Linked DNA regions of Homo sapiens: region 2 is linked to region 1. A link is a contact called in ENCODE Hi-C or POLR2A ChIA-PET data. All regions are on one chromosome and are shown on one strand. The core of a region is the stretch at or near the end of the contact, and the rest is flanking DNA. Distances in the headings are between cores, read along the strand shown.

Region 1 (3,087 bases), core at 163-2,662:
CCCCGACTGAAGAACTTGGAGTCCCATATTCAAGGACAGGAAGCATCCAGCATGGGAGAAAGATAGGCTGAAAGTCTAGGCCAGTCTCGTCTTTTCACGTTTTTCTGCCTGCTTTATATTCTAACCGTGCTGGCGGCTGATTAGATGGTGCCTAGCTAGATTAAGGGTGGGTCTACCTTTCCCAGCCCACTGATTCAAATGTTAATCTCCTTTGGCAACACCCTCACAGACACACCCGGGATCAATACTTTGCATCCTGCAATCCAATCAAGTTGACAGTAAGTATTAACCATCACACCAAGCTTTTGCTGGAGCCTCTTGATGACAATTTTGATTGAGTCAGAAGGATGAATTTCGCAGAGATGTTGGTTATATTAACAACTCATTGCACAGATGGAGGACCTGAGGTCCACATCCAGCTACAAATTTCTGCCTGCCTCCTGCCTCCAGGCTGATCTGGGGACGTGTTGGCCTCTCAGCATTATTGCCCATGCCCTAGTCTGGTAGAAGAGTGGTTTAAAAGTGTGACTGTTTTATTCTTCATAAGAATCAGGCTGCCTTGGTTGAAATTGTGGCCCCATCACTTTGCAACTTTGTGGCCTCTGGCAAGCTATGGCACTTCACTGACCCATATATGTGATGGAGATAATGATACGGTTATTACAGGAGCACACTTGATGATAGGTGTAAAGCACTCAGTACAATGCCTGTTTGTAGGAAGCATCTAATAAATTCTAGTTGCCAGTATAACTAAGCACTTGCCCTATTTTTCAAATGCTATTTTAGCCAGATCAAATAGGTAGGAAAAAGCCTGTCAATCATGAAGTTTATACTTTCCTGTTTCTAAAAAGGTACACTTCTAAAAATTTATATAATTCATTTATAGCTATTAACTTAAACTTGGAAAGTTTGGATATTTGGTCTGTCTTCACAAGTGTTTATCTGAGCCCTACCTCTCAAATTAACATGTATCACCATTGATGTGCATTATGTTGATTCTTATACCTATTATATGCATGTGTGAAACTAAGCCCCATAAAAACAGAATTTAGGCATTCCTGCTGAAAGGAAGTGAATTGAAGGGAAGAGAAGCAGAGCCTTTGCAAAGAGAAAATTGTCCTATCTCTCAACCAGTGTCAGAATGTGGAAATGTTTACAAAATGCTCATTAAAAGAAATAGGGATTGCAAGATAGAAACAAATTCTGGTGCACAAGTTTACACTAGGGAGATAAGAAAGGCTAGGCCCCTATAGGGGATTTTGTTATCCAATTACTGCAACCTGACTTTTAGGGGGAGAGGAAGAGTGGTAGGGGGAGGGAGAGAGAGAGGAAGAGTTTCCAAACTTGTCTCCAGTGACAGGAGACATTTACGTTCCACAAGATAAAACTGCCACTTAGAGCCCAGGGAAGCTAAACCTTCCTGGCTTGGCCTAGGAGCTCGAGCGGAGTCATGGGCTCTCTGGTCCTGACACTGTGCGCTCTTTTCTGCCTGGCAGCTTACTTGGTTTCTGGCAGCCCCATCATGAACCTAGAGCAGTCTCCTCTGGAAGAAGATATGTCCCTCTTTGGTGATGTTTTCTCAGAGCAAGACGGTGTCGACTTTAACACACTGCTCCAGAGCATGAAGGATGAGTTTCTTAAGACACTAAACCTCTCTGACATCCCCACGCAGGATTCAGCCAAGGTGGACCCACCAGAGTACATGTTGGAACTCTACAACAAATTTGCAACAGATCGGACCTCCATGCCCTCTGCCAACATCATTAGGAGTTTCAAGAATGAAGGTAAGTTTTTGCTGATGAAATTTTGCTAGGATTTTTTTCAAGACACAATAAGTAAATTTACAATGCATGGGAATGATATAGGTAAGGGTAAATACATCTATATAAGGATGTTAAATACATATGGATACACAAAAACAAGGCACATTTTGTTCTATACCAATTATATAGTCATTTCAGGAACCTCGAAAAATACTTACAAACATCTTTTAATCCAAAGCCACAAAACATCTATCAATTTGACATCATAATTGGGTCCTTTTAAAAAATGTTAATTTGAACACCAAGTAATACAAAGAATTAATGTTGGTCTACTGCCGTACCTTTGTCATTTTCCAAATAGGCCTTGATTGCCATATGGGCTTTTAATTAACTAAAAAATTTCTCAACTTCTACTTAGAATAAAAAGGGTAAAAACAGTCAAAAAACATCAAATTGTGATTTGTGTTTTGTTCAAACTTTTGATAAGTTTTTATTTTGTGACCTTATTTAAGAAATGTTCAAACAGGATGGAAATATATTTTAAAGATTCTTCCTAAGGCTGTGTTGTTTGATGTGTCATGTACATCCTTAAAGCACTGTTTACAGTTTCCAGGAAGTGTAGATGGCCCATTAATCATCCAGCTCATCATTTCCGTCTTTATAAAGAGCAACGTACAAGCTTTGAATTATTGGTGGGAAAAGTGTGTTTTCTTCTCTTAGGTCTTTAAATTTGGTAACTAAATCTAATGAGCTAGCAAGTTAATGTTTTTGTTTGTTTGTTTGTTTGTTTGTTTTTTGGTTAATATGGTCCTAGTAGGAAAAAAAACCCCTGATATCTAGATATCTATAGTAGAAGCTGAAGGTCCAAAGGAACTAATTTAATTTTTGCCAGTTATGCTTTTATAGTCACTAACCAGGTATAAAAGAAGCTTCCCGTTAATATTGGCCAGATGTTCTTGAAAGAAGAAAGGTAATAGTGAAGAAATAGCTCAGGATTTGGGATTTTGAGAGCTAGTTGGCTTAGTGGTTGTGAATAATTAGCTGATGCCTCAGAGCCTCAATTTCCTCATCTATAAAGTGGGAGTAATAATACCTACATAACATAGTTGAGTGACTCAAAGGAGGTTACAGATAAGAAAGCACTCCATTTACTATGAAGTGCTGATCAAACTTTAGTGACTACTAATGAGTTACTTAATATTCTAGGTACTGGAATAAATGTTGAGTAGGTATTCCTTAGTCCCTAAGATATTATCTCCCTTTAAAATTGAGTTGGCTGCCAAAATTTATAATTCATAATATCTTTCTCATGGAAATGGCAAGT
Region 2 (3,231 bases), core at 562-3,061, 2.6 Mb before region 1:
GCAACTGATTGATTGACTCAGTCATTCATTCATTTACCAACATTTATTGGTACCTTGTCTGTGGCAAGCATTTTTCAGATTCAAATTTTACAGAAAGATAGCAAGGAGGGAGTAAAATTTAATTGCTTTGGGAAGAAGGGCAGGAGGCCCTGTTGATGTAGGGAAAGCCCAAATTATGGTCTATTTTTAAAGAAGTACAGTTTGGCTCTATTCAGATGTATAAAGTAACATGAACCTGCTCTGTGGCAGAGCTAAAATTGGACCTAAGAAGCAGCTAGCTGCTTGCAAATATGGTGTGGCTACAGTGATTTGAAAAGAGCCAGTTTGGCTGGGTGCAGTGGCTCACGCCTGTAATCCCAGCACTTTGGGAGGCCGAGACGGGTGGATCACAAGGTCAGGAGATCGAGACCATCCTGGCTAACATGGTGAAACCCCATGGTGGCGGGCGCCTGTAGTCCCAGCTACTCGGGAGGCTGAGCCAGGAGAATGGTGTGAACCTGGGAGGTGGAGCTTGCAGTGAGCCAAGATCATGCCACTGCACTCCAGCCTGGGCGACAGAGCAAGACTCCATCTCAGGAAAAAAAAAAAAAAAAAAGAAAAGAGCCAGTTTTCTGTATAGGTTAAACACCTTCCTCACAACTTCACTACTTTATTCATACAGAAGGCTGTCTTCAAACTTTTTCTGCACAGCCCAGTCTGTGCAGAAATAAACCTCTAGTGAGCATGTCTGCCCCCAAATTGTAGGACATGTTTGGGGTATCTTCTCTATTTAAAAGAATCACTTTCTCTGAGACTACCCAACCTGAATCAATCACATTCTCTCTCCCAAAAACGTGGAATTGGGACTGAGAGAAGCTAGCTTCTGTGTGGCTGGAGCTGAGATGAATAAAATGGGAGGCTCAGAAGGGGCCCCGCACATGAAGTGGAGAAAGTTTCGCAGTCAGAGAAAAAGAGATCACGTGTAGGGGGTGAGGTGGGGAAAACAAGATCCAGAAAGAGACCCTTCTGGTTGTTGTTCCTGGCTCTCATTCCTTGAGTCTCCCTGCCTGTGAGTGCTGAGATAGTCCTTGTGGTGGATATTTGCCATTTTTGGCTTCCAGCTTTTAATCTCCCTCTTCCTAAAACATCCTTTTCCCACCCCTCTTGGTGGGCAGAAGTGCCTGCCTTTTTTCTGGAAGCTTTAGAGATAGGGCCTCCCACTCTGTGTCACTGGGCAGTGTGGCCTAGGCTCAGACAGTTGGATGCTCTCTCCCAAGACTTGAAACAAGTTCTTGAGCTTCAGGAAGTCAGACATGGCAGCTGCCGTGTGACAGCAAATGACCAGGTAGGGCGCCTGCTGTGCGAGTCCTGTCCATAACCAAAGCCAAGTTCTCCAACCTCCCTCCATTCTGTTAGCCCCCAAAGCTCTTCTGAAATCCTCTCTTGCTTCAGATATCCAGGCTTGGCTGCTGTAGCTAGCAGCCAGGGATCCAGACCAACATGCCCAGTGTCTTTATAGTGAGTCGCTGCACATTTTACTTAGGTTAACTTGAAATGCAATTCTTTTTATTTTTAATTTTTTTAGAGACAGTCTCCCTCTGTCACCCAGGCTGGAGTGCGGTGGCAAAATAGCTCACTGCAACATCCAACTCCTGAGCATGAAGCACAGTTCTGTTTCTTGCTATAAAAGAACAAGTTCTTGTGGCCCTGATGACACTTTGATCTTGAATTTCTGGCCTCCAAAACTGTGAGAATAAATTTGTTGTTTTTAAGCCACCATGGTTGTGACAATTGGTTAGAGCAGCCACAGGAAACGAGTACACCAAGGCTTTGTCAACACAACCAACCACTGTTAAAGAGGGGTGGTTTTCAGGCCACTTTTACTACTTTACTGTTTCAGGACAGAAACGAAAGGGAGGGAGGTGGCTCTCCAATTTCACTGAGAAACTAAGGGACAAGTTTGATACTATTTTCCAACAGAAAATAGAAAAACAACAACAACAGGTTTTTCGCCAAAGAGGTAATGTGAACACACTACATTATTTCTATGTTCTCTGTCTTCTGTAAAAACCACAGATCTTTGCAAAGCTTGCTAAGGACCATAGACCCTGGTAACAGCCTGGTCATTTCATCTGCTTCCCCTAAGAAGAAAAACTAATGGTAGTGTCAGAGAGTTTCAATTTCCCAAGAATCTACCATAATAAACAGTAAACACTCAATAAATAGAAACTATTTTTTGTTCAGGCATGGCTGCTGATACAATGGAAAGGAGTGAGCTCAGCATGAAGGTGCAGGGGCTTCTGAAAGCCCTCACTCCTCTTGAGCAGGGAGTGAAGAGCGGCCTATCTGCTGAGCTGCAAGAGCGCAGCTCTGGGACTAATGTGAACAGGTCAGTCTGTGTGCACAGTCCTCCTTTTGGATTTAGTCCAGAGGGTGAGGAGTCTCTAGACAGCACGAAGGAAAGCCTCCACACACAGCGATTGTTAGAAGAGCCACTCTTTCTTCTTGAGCTGGACATTCATCTCCTGCTCTCGGACATCACAGCTGAGCTCCTGGTGGGCCCCCCCCACCTCCATTCCCAACGTGTGGTCTTTTCTGATTCTCCAATATGAAGATGGCATATTGTAGGACTTCTTGGCTTCCATAATAGCATGAGTCAAATCTCGTAACAGATATTTATTTACTGTTTCTACTCCATTTTACTCTCTCTCTACACACACACCTCCTATTGGTTGTTTCTCTGGAGAACCCTGAGTAATACACACATAGAAGGCCTCTGAGAAGTGAGGGAGATCCAAACCAGGGTGATAAGAGTGAGGAACAGAACAGGAGTTCGACTTCTTTCCAAAGTGGGGTTATCTCATCTTCTGGAAGAGGCCACAACATCCCAGGATGCAGCAATCCTAGCAAATGTGAGGAAACCTGTTATAGGCCCCAGCAGTGAGAAGAGTCAGGTGCTGCTGATGGCTGGTTCCCGAGTAGGGTGCAAAATGAAGGCACAGGCAGAGCTGATGCAGGCAAAAGGAGCAGGTTTGGGTGTCCCTATTGCATGTCTCAGGGCAGAGAGGGGCCAGAAAGCTTTCTGAAGCTCATACACCAAAGGACTCCTGTTGATTCATGGGAAGATATCACCAGAAAAGGCCTAAAGAACATCTTTAGGAGTTAAGAGGGCAACAAATGTCTCACTTTGTTTCCCCCTTGGCTGATGGCCAGGACTTTGGAAAAGGGGCACCAAGAGAAGTGAATATTTGA

What was found. Hi-C counts contacts between places; a loop is a spot of excess contacts on that map. ChIA-PET counts read pairs that join two places held with the same protein, here RNA polymerase II (POLR2A).
Region 2: a map of vagina shows a loop between it and region 1 (12-fold over the local background). The contact joins the enhancer-like site here to the promoter of BMP10 in region 1. A Hi-C loop is called at or near these places in 1 of 168 maps with a recorded cell type or tissue (vagina). POLR2A ChIA-PET finds 5 or more read pairs at or near these places in 1 of 52 experiments (OCI-LY7).

What each region holds. Positions count from the first base shown.
Region 1 is chr2:68,869,722-68,872,808 of GRCh38, reverse strand. BMP10 (bone morphogenetic protein 10) reads left to right here and starts at 1,412. Exons shown (of 2, transcript NM_014482.3): 1 at 1,412-1,784. The coding sequence starts at 1,451. RefSeq lists a silencer at 1,436-1,596.
Region 2 is chr2:71,448,096-71,451,326 of GRCh38, reverse strand. No RefSeq gene overlaps it. Among named protein-coding and RNA genes, the nearest start is that of DYSF, 17 kb to the left of the region's middle. RefSeq lists a silencer at 219-405. Within about 2 kb of position 1,811, at least 2 of the 41 ENCODE cell types and tissues checked have a DNase peak (open chromatin) inside an H3K27ac peak, as active enhancers do.